Regions from separate parts of the Homo sapiens genome. Here region 2 is linked to region 1. A link is an interaction called in ENCODE POLR2A ChIA-PET data of the cell type or tissue named here. Cell type or tissue: GM12878. All regions are shown on one strand. Links, peaks and the distances in the headings refer to the core of each region. The heading gives the core; the rest is flanking DNA.

Evidence for each region. Peaks named below come from ENCODE experiments on the same cell type or tissue, not always from the same donor. Only the 100,000 strongest peaks of a DNase experiment are listed, where the experiment ranks them.
Region 2: POLR2A ChIA-PET joins it to region 1 with 5 read pairs; 8 of 35 experiments call an interaction of 5 or more read pairs at or near these places.

What each region holds. Positions count from the first base shown.
Region 1 is chr1:154,146,829-154,151,220 of GRCh38, forward strand. All of the region lies in intron 2 of NUP210L (nucleoporin 210 like), which reads right to left. Among named protein-coding and RNA genes, the nearest start is that of NUP210L, 6.0 kb to the right of the region's middle. In GM12878, for the core only: no CTCF peak of the experiment used is centred there; a DNase peak (open chromatin) is centred at 2,043.
Region 2 is chr1:154,260,916-154,265,307 of GRCh38, forward strand. UBAP2L (ubiquitin associated protein 2 like) reads left to right here. Exons shown (of 27, transcript NM_014847.4): 23 at 1-194; 24 at 677-782. Among named protein-coding and RNA genes, the nearest start is that of SNORA58B, 3.4 kb to the left of the region's middle. In GM12878, for the core only: no CTCF peak of the experiment used is centred there; no DNase peak of the experiment used is centred there.

The sequences.
Region 1 (4,392 bases), core at 166-4,165:
TTTTGCTTTTTTAAAAACAGGGTCTCACTCTGTCACCGAGGCTGGAGAGCAGTGGCACAATCATAGCTCACTGCAGCCTCGAACTCCTGGGCTCAAGTGATCCTCCCACCTCAGCCTCCTGAGTGGTTGGGATTATAGGCGCATGCCACCGCACCTGGCTAATTTTTAATTTTTTAGTTTTTTGTAGAGACAGGGTCTCACTTTGTTGTCCAGGCCAATTCCCCTTCCTTTAAATTGTGGGCTAGGCTTCATGACCCCTTTTAATGAATAGCATATACAAAGGGGAAAATGGTAGCTTTACAGTGGAGAAACCTGACAGATACCACCACCTTAACCAAGTGATCAAGGTTACCACCACCAGTGATAAATCATGCTGATATCATGAACCCCATGAAATAATGCAATGGGAAGGGCCCTTCAATTCTATGTGGGTTTTTTCCCTGAAAATCATAACCCCAGGCTAATCATGAGAAAAAGTTAGACAAACCCAAATTGAGAAACTTTCTATATACAACATCTGACCAGTACTTTTTTTTTTTCCTTTAAACAAGGTCTCTGGAGTGCAGCAGTTTGATCATGGCTCACTGCAGCCTCAAACTCCTGGACTCAAGCAATCCTCCAGCCTTGGCCTCCTGAGTAGCTGGGGTTACAGGCACGTACCATCATGCCTGGCTAATTTTTTCTTTTTTTTTTTAGTAGAGACTTGGTCTTGCTAATGTTGCCCAGGCTGGTCTTGAACTCCTGGGCTCAAGTGTTCCTCCTGCCTCAGCCTCTCAGAGTGCTGGGATTACAGGCCTCCGGAGCTAGTGCCCTTGGCCCAACACTGTTTGTTTGTTTGTTTGTCTTTGAGACAAAGTCTCTCTCTGTCGCAATGCAGTGGTGCAATCCAACTCACTGCAACCTCTGCCTCTGGGGTTCTGGGGTTCAAGCAATCCTCGTCCCTCAGCCTCCAGAGTAGCTGGGATTACAGGCACACACCACCATGCCTGGCTAATTTTTTGTATTTTTAGTAGAGATGGGGTTTCACCATGTTGGCAAGCCTGGTCTCAAACTCCTGACCTCGTAATCCACCCGCCTCGGCCTCCCAAAGTGCTGGGATTACAGAGGTGAGCCACCGTGCCTGGCCACCCAACACTCTTTAAGTGTCAAGGCCAGGCACGGTGGCTCACACCTGTAATCCCAGCACTCTGGGGGGCCGAGGTGGGTGGATCACTAGGTCAGGAGTTCGAGACCAGCCCGGCCAACATGGCCAACATGGCGAAACCCTGTCTCTATTAAAATACAAAAAATTAGCCAGGCATGGTGGTGCGTGCCTGTAATCCCAGCTACTCAGGAGGCTGAGGCAGGAGAATCGCTTGAACCCGGGAGACGGAGGTTGCAGTCAGCCGAGATTGCACCATTGCACTCCAGCCTGGGCGACAGAGCAAGACTCGGTCTCAGAAAAAAAAAAAAGCATCAAAAGTGACTAAAAGGCTGAACATGGTGACACCCCATCTTTACAAAACTTAGCTGGGCATGGTGGCGTGTGCCTGCAGTCCCAGCTACTGGGGAGGTTAGGGTGGGCAGATCACTTGATACCGGGAAGCAAAGGTTGCAGTGAGCCCAGATAGTGCCAGTGCACTCCAGCCTTGGTGACAGAGACAGACTTTGTCTCAAGAGAAAAAAGTGACTGAGAAACTCACAGATTGGAGGAGACAAAGGAAACATGACAATTTAGTTTAGCAATGTGTATCTTTAATTGAATCCTAGAGAAGATTAGTGAAACATTAGAGCAAACTAGGTAAAGGGTATATGGGAACTTTCTGTATTATCTTTACATCTCTTTTGTAAATCTAAAATCATTTTTAAATTAAAAAGTTTTAAAATTAAGTTAGCCTTCTACTTGATTAACATTTAACTGACAAACAGAACCCCAAGTTAAAATAATTAAAGACAAAGACATGGGGGTCTATGAACAAAAAACAACAAGGTAAGTTGAAATCTCACAGGATCTGCTGGTAGAATTACCACTAAGGAAGTGTTCCAGGATGGTGAAGGAAGGAAGGAAGGGAGGGATGGTAATCTTAGGTAATCCGTAACTTGATAATCAGGCACTGAGTAATCTAGCACTTGTCAAATGAGAAATTAAAGCCCCCTTTTCAGTAGAGAAATGTGTAGCACAATGGCAAACACAAGCAGCTGTGACCTTACATAAAAAAGGAAAAGTCTTGTGCACACAATGCTTACTCATCTGACTACTTCAACAGCAGAAAACTTCTCTTTTTTTTTTTTCCTGAGAAGGAGTTTTGCTCTTGTCGCCCAGGCTGGAGTGCAATGATGCCATTTAGGCTCACTGCAACCTCCACCTCCCGGGTCCAAGTGATTCTCCTGCCTCAGCCTCCCAAGTAGCTGGAATTACAGGTGCCCATCACCACGCCCAGCTAATTTTTGTATTTTTAGTAGAGACGGGGTTTCACCATGTAGGCCAGGCTGGTCTCGACCTCCTGACCTCAGGTGATCCACCCGCCTTGGCCTCTCAAAGTGCTGGGATTACAGGCGTGAGCCACCGTGCCCAGCCTAGAAAACTTTTCAATATAAGGCCATTGACCATAAAGAAAAAAAACTGCCCAGTACAATGGCCCAAGCCTATAAGCTCAACACTTTGGGAAGCTGAGGCAGGATTGCTTGAGCCCAGGAGTTCAAGACCAGCCTGAGCAACCCCACTACCATAGTCTTACAAAAAATAAAAAAACTAGCCAGGCCTGGTGGTGCCCCCCTGTAGTCCCAGCTACTCAGGAGGCTGAAGTAGGGGGATCACTTGAGCCCAGGAGGTCATAGCTGCAATGAGCCATGTTTGTGCCACTGAACTCCAGCCTGGGTGACAGAGTGAAACCCTGTCCCAAAAAATAAAAATAAATAATAAATAAATGAAATTATTTTGGATGATTTACAAGTAAATTTAGAATGATTAGGAGAAATATCAAACATTTAACTTTTAAAGTGAAGAGAATACAACTTTATTAAATAATATAACAGATATTTTTATTTACAGGTCCACATTACTACAGGTACACTTCAGTTGTCCAAACCAGTTCTTCATCTGCCCTGTGAACTTTTTCACCTAAAATTATGCTCTCAGCCGGGTGTGGTTGGCTCATGGCTATAATCCCAGCACTTTGAGAGGCCAAGGTTGGTGGACTGCTTAACTCCAGGAGTTTGAGACCAGCCTAGGCAACATGGCGAAACCCCTACCTCTATAAAAATTACAAAAATTTAGCGGGGCAAGGCCAGGTGTGGTGGCTCACGCCTGTAATCCCAGCACTTTGGGAGGCTGAGGCGGGCAGATCACCTGAGGTTGGGAGTTCGAGATGAGCCTGACCAACATGGAGAAACCACGTCTCTACTAAAAATACAAAATTAGCTGGGAATGGTGGCACATGTCTGTAATCCCAGCTACTCGGGAGGCTGAGGCAGGATAATCGCTTGAACCCGGGAGGCAGAGGTTGCGGTGAGTGGAGATCACGTCATTGCACTTAAGTCTCTCACCTCAAGTCTATCCATCATCTTTGTCATGACCACTTTCTTTACTACACTATCACCAAAACCATCATAAACAAAATTTTATAATAAGCACTTAAGGCTGGGTGCAGTGGCTCACGCCTGTAATCCCAGCACTTTGGGGGGCCAAGGCGGGTGGATCACTTAAGGTCAGGAGTTCAAGACTAGCCTGGCCGACATGGTGAAACACCATCTCTACTAAAAATACAAAAATTAGCCAGGCGTGGTGGCGCATGCCTGTAGTCCCAGCTACTCAGGAGGCTGAGGCAGGAGAATTGCTTGAACCCAGGAGGTGGAGGTTGCAGCGAGCCAAGATCGCGCCATTGCACTCCAGCCTGGATAACACAGCAAGACTCCATCTCAAAAAAAAAAAAAAAAAAAAAGGACTTAAATGCCAATGGCAAGCTTACATCTTTTTACCTTTATATATGCCTTATAAAGTAGGCAACTCAATAAATATCTGTCCAAGGAATTAATGAACAATTTCTCTTAGGCATGCACTTCTCTTTCAAAATGCCCAATCCCACCCCTTTCCTACTACTTGCTCCCATTCAGATGCTCCTAGTAGGACACCAAGACTGGCCCTTACCACTGGGAATCTCATCTATGTACACAATTGTATTAATAGTAAAATTGGGAAAGTTGATTTAAGGATACTTAACTTTGGAAAATTGGTCCCAAGTCAGACGAAGTTAAGCTGAGAGCAAGATTTGACATTTTTCCTAGTACTTCTGTGAATTTTTTTATATCAGAATGAATTTGTGTAGTTAAAAATGATTACATTTTAAAAATCGCATATGTGACCAAATCAATGTTTTTTGTTTTTTCTGACTTTCGTATCCTTCTCTATCCTTT
Region 2 (4,392 bases), core at 68-4,067, 110 kb after region 1:
GGGATGCCTCCTCCCCAGCCCCGGCCACAACCTTGGCCCAACCCCAACAGAACCAGACGCAGACTCACCATACCACGCAGCAGACATTCCTGAACCCGGCGCTGCCTCCTGGCTACAGTTACACCAGCCTGCCATACTATACAGGGGTCCCGGGCCTCCCCAGCACCTTCCAGTATGGGCCTGCTGTGTTCCCTGTGAGTACCTGGCTTTGGTCACTCCTTGTGGTGAAGGATCCTAGCCCTGGACACTATCCTAGCTGCTTTTAAGGGTCAATGACTTTAATAATGGATGAGGAGGAACAGTTTCCACCTCTGGCCTGTTTTTGGCCTGATGCAGGGTGGTGGGGGAATGGGGCTGGAATTGGTGGAATTAGGATAGGGATTGCCTAGTCTTAGAATTTGCCAAAGGGAGAATATGATACCATACAGCTTTGCTTCACTCAGATTCATTCATTCCCTGCTGCCATTGTCCCTTTTTCTTCCTCCAAACTACCATTTCTTGACTTCATTAGTAGATTCTAGAACAGTTAGTAAGGAGCTAATTTCACTAAGCAAACTGTAGTCAACTTGCATCAGGATAGGTAGCCATCTGAATGGCCAGTACCTGGAGCAGGACAAGTGGGACAGATGGTATTCTGCTGCCAAGTCACTGCAAATCTGGCCTTTTTGCTCTTTAGGTGGCTCCTACCTCTTCCAAGCAGCATGGTGTGAATGTCAGTGTGAATGCATCGGCCACCCCTTTCCAACAGCCGAGTGGATATGGGTCTCATGGATACAACACTGGTAAGCTGACCTTGTCTCTGGCTCGGTGTTATCTGTGGGGTGTTATTGGATAAATTTCAGGGAGGAAGACTTGGTGCTTGAGAAAATGGGATTGGTGAGGGTGTGCCGCTGCCCCAGGTATGATTGTTAATGCTTGGCTGACTTGGGTATCTGTGGGAGCAGCACCAACAGAGGAGCTTGATACTAGGACATGTGTCCACTATTTGTGACGGGAATGCCCAAGAGTATGTGTTGGTTTTTAGAATATGTTGGTTGGCCAAAAGTGTGGGTGGAAGTAGGGCAAGGAGCCCCAAGATTTTGCTGAAATGTCAGTGGAGGCAAGTGTTAATAGTATGTATGGCACTGATAGTACAAAAGGGGGGTGTATTCACTGAGTAGAAGGATTAAATGGGTTCATAGCTAGCAGCCTACGATAGGTTTGGCTTAAATCACTTTGTAGCACTACTTTTCTTATGTGTCCTTTTTTATTCCCTAGCTAGAAGACCTAAACTGTGGAGAAAAAGGAGTAGGCGTGACCATACTTAATAGAGTGGGAATTGGACTGGGAGAGTTGGGCCTTTAGGTTCCTTCATTTGTATGGCTGGTCTCTTTGCAAGTCTTTTTGCATATGTGATGGCAGGGAGGGAATTGTAGGAATCCTCTGGATGGGTACTTACCTAAAAGATACTCAGCCTCTCCCTTGCTTCCATACCTGACATCTGTGCTCTACTTTTGGAGGACAGGGAGTGAGAAGGAATCTTTGAATAATATAATTGTACCTTTTCAGCGACTTGTAGATGAATAGGGGAGGAGTAGGTTTCTCTGATTGCTTAGGGTTGGGGATGGGGGTTGTCCTTCAAAGCTGTCAGCTCAGTTACAGTTTCATGGTGATTTGGATAGAGCAGCATGTGTTTTTCACCCTTATGTGGGCTCTGGGTGGGTCAGTTGCCCACAGTTTTCAATAATTGGGAAGAGCACAGAAGGCAGTAAGGGCTAGGAACTGATAGCCAAGTGGAGCTTTGAACTGTGCTGCATGAGTTAGAGTGGGTCATGAGTTAAATTAAACAAATCCTGAGAAGCCCCATTGAGATTTAATACATAGACTCCTTGTGGCCACCCCTGTCATTGAGCAAGGTTCACCCTAAATCTTGGTGGGGAGGATTATAAGCCTTTTGACTTGGAGTGGTGGCCCCTTTCTGAGGACATTAGGTTGAAGTCTTAGTTGGACCAGGTTCACGAATTTTAAGAGGTAGGTGATGGATAATATAAGAGAATTGGCATACCTGATTCTAGAAATCCCACCTTCTTGCCTCCCTTCAGAATTCAGAAACGTATTATATCAGCCCTTGAGAACCCCCAGTTCCCAACCCCACAAAGGGCTTTTGTCATTCCATTCATTTATTTTTATGTATTTGATTCCTTTTAGGAAGAAAATATCCACCCCCTTACAAGCATTTCTGGACGGCTGAGAGCTAATTTGGCCCAAGGCTGGGGGCTGTGTTTTGTGTGTGTGTATAAATTTGCACTGAAGTCTTGTTTCAGAAACCAGACCACTGAGGAGAGCCTGCTGAGCTGAGGCCATGGCCTGCGTGGCTTGGGGAAATGAGTTGGTGGATACCTTCTGGGCTTTTGAACTTGCCCCTCCCCCATTTCCCTCTCCCCCATGTGTCTGACCCTGTCTTACCCATTTCAAGTTCAAGCGGTGCAGCACCTTCGAAGCATCAATGCACACACCTGCTGTTGCTTTTGATTTCTGGAAGGCATGTAGTTTCAACTTGTAACAAAAATATTTGTAGTCTTCAATAAACTGTGGTATTTCTTTAGCTAACTCTGGCGTTCTTTCCGTGCATGTCTTTGTGGACACTAGGAACCAATGCTGTGCTGTGGATGAAGGGTGGAGGGTGGCCTTTTTAATCAAACCCCAGCATAGCCAAAGAACTATTAATTTTTCAGTATGGTGGTTTTATGAAGGTGGGGGGAGGGGAAACAGCCTCAGTTTCCCACCTGTTGATTAGTTGGTAAAGGAAACTATTTGTAGAAATACCTGATTCTCCATGCTTATGTTGCTTCATTTTTCCATTTAGATCTTTCCTTTGCCTCTTACATAAGCAGTGGGGGAAAGGACAAAAAAGTTTGGAGTGTCATGTCATGGTGAAAGGCAAAAGAGAGAGTTTTCAGAGCTGTTAGAGAAGTATCTTTCAAGGCTTAATTCCCACATCTATCTGGTTCCTAAAGGCCAAGTGGCTAAGATCTGATAAAGTCATTAGTGATAAGCTAGTTGATGACTCAGGCTCTGTGGCGACTGTGCTATCCTGGAACATTGTTCTTAGTCCCTTGATGGCTTTTCAGAGATCGTGGATTACCAGTTTTGCATTTGTGGGTATAAGCTAAGGATGTGCAGGAGCGGTTTGGTCAGATATCTCCTTGACTATGGAAATTCTAATTCCCTCCCAGTCCAGCTAGCATACAACATTAGCCCTTTGTTTATAAAGTTAACGTGGACAGTGAGATCACCACCCTGGGTGAATTAGAAACCAAAGTATTCAGCTTTCCTTGTATTTGTTCCCAGCCCTTTGGAGTAATTTTGCTCTGTGGAGTGTGACCACCTTTCCCAGGGGCTGCCATGGTGGGAGAGATAGATTCATGTGTCTCTGCCCTGCTGCCCACGTGATTCTGGTATTGTCACTGTTTGGGGATAAGTAGGGGGTGTTGATGTTGGAAGGAAAGCAAGAGAACTCTGTAGTCTGAAGATCTTCCTAATAACTGGTGAGGGGTAGTGAAATCAGTACCCATTATTTTCTAGGTCTCTAATACTGTAATTGAGATTATTATGGCTACTACAGAGTATTATGGTTCCTGCATTCTCAGTCCCTTCAACCTCATATCAAAGATAAGGCCTCTGGACTAGAAGCTGTTTTTAGCCTAAACTCTGGAAAGAATGAGATCAGGTAGGGGCACACTGGAGCTGAATTCCTCCCTACCACTCGGCTTGAGAATCCAGTTAGTCATTTCTTCCATCCAATATAGGCAGCCTAGCCTCACTGCAGAAGGTGACCAACTATGCTATTTTTTATTTTTTTATTTTTTTTTTGCCTTTGCAGTAAAGATAAATTCTCTCTTTTGGTTTGACTTAAAAATGTTCTACTTATATCCTGTTTATTCCACCTTTACTCTCCACCCTTCCACATGAACTTACTAGCTTAAGCCTTTTCCATAACTGAACTTCCTATTCTTAAAAGTTATGCCTGTTACTCAGTGATTTGCCAGATGGGCACCTCGGGTTTGAAAAGGGAATGGAAAAAATACCCCATTAGCCCTTTAAGATACTCCTGTATCGTTCCCTTCTTTTACTTCAGTGTCTTTAGACAGTTGATGCTTCGGAGATGAGGAAGTATTTTCTCTTGCTTGGTTTTCTGTAGTTCCGTTATTTTTCCTAGTTAGTGTTTGCCCCTCCCAGGAACTATCTGGACTTAGGATGTTGGGAAGGTTTTCCAGATTAAGATACCACTTCAAAAGTGACTGTTCAAGGTGGGCTTAACTTTGGAAGGCTGCCTTTGTCTGAGGCATTGGGAGGATTTAGGTTCTAGAGTTTGAATTGTGGGTGAATGGAGGATTCCTTATTTGTGATTTG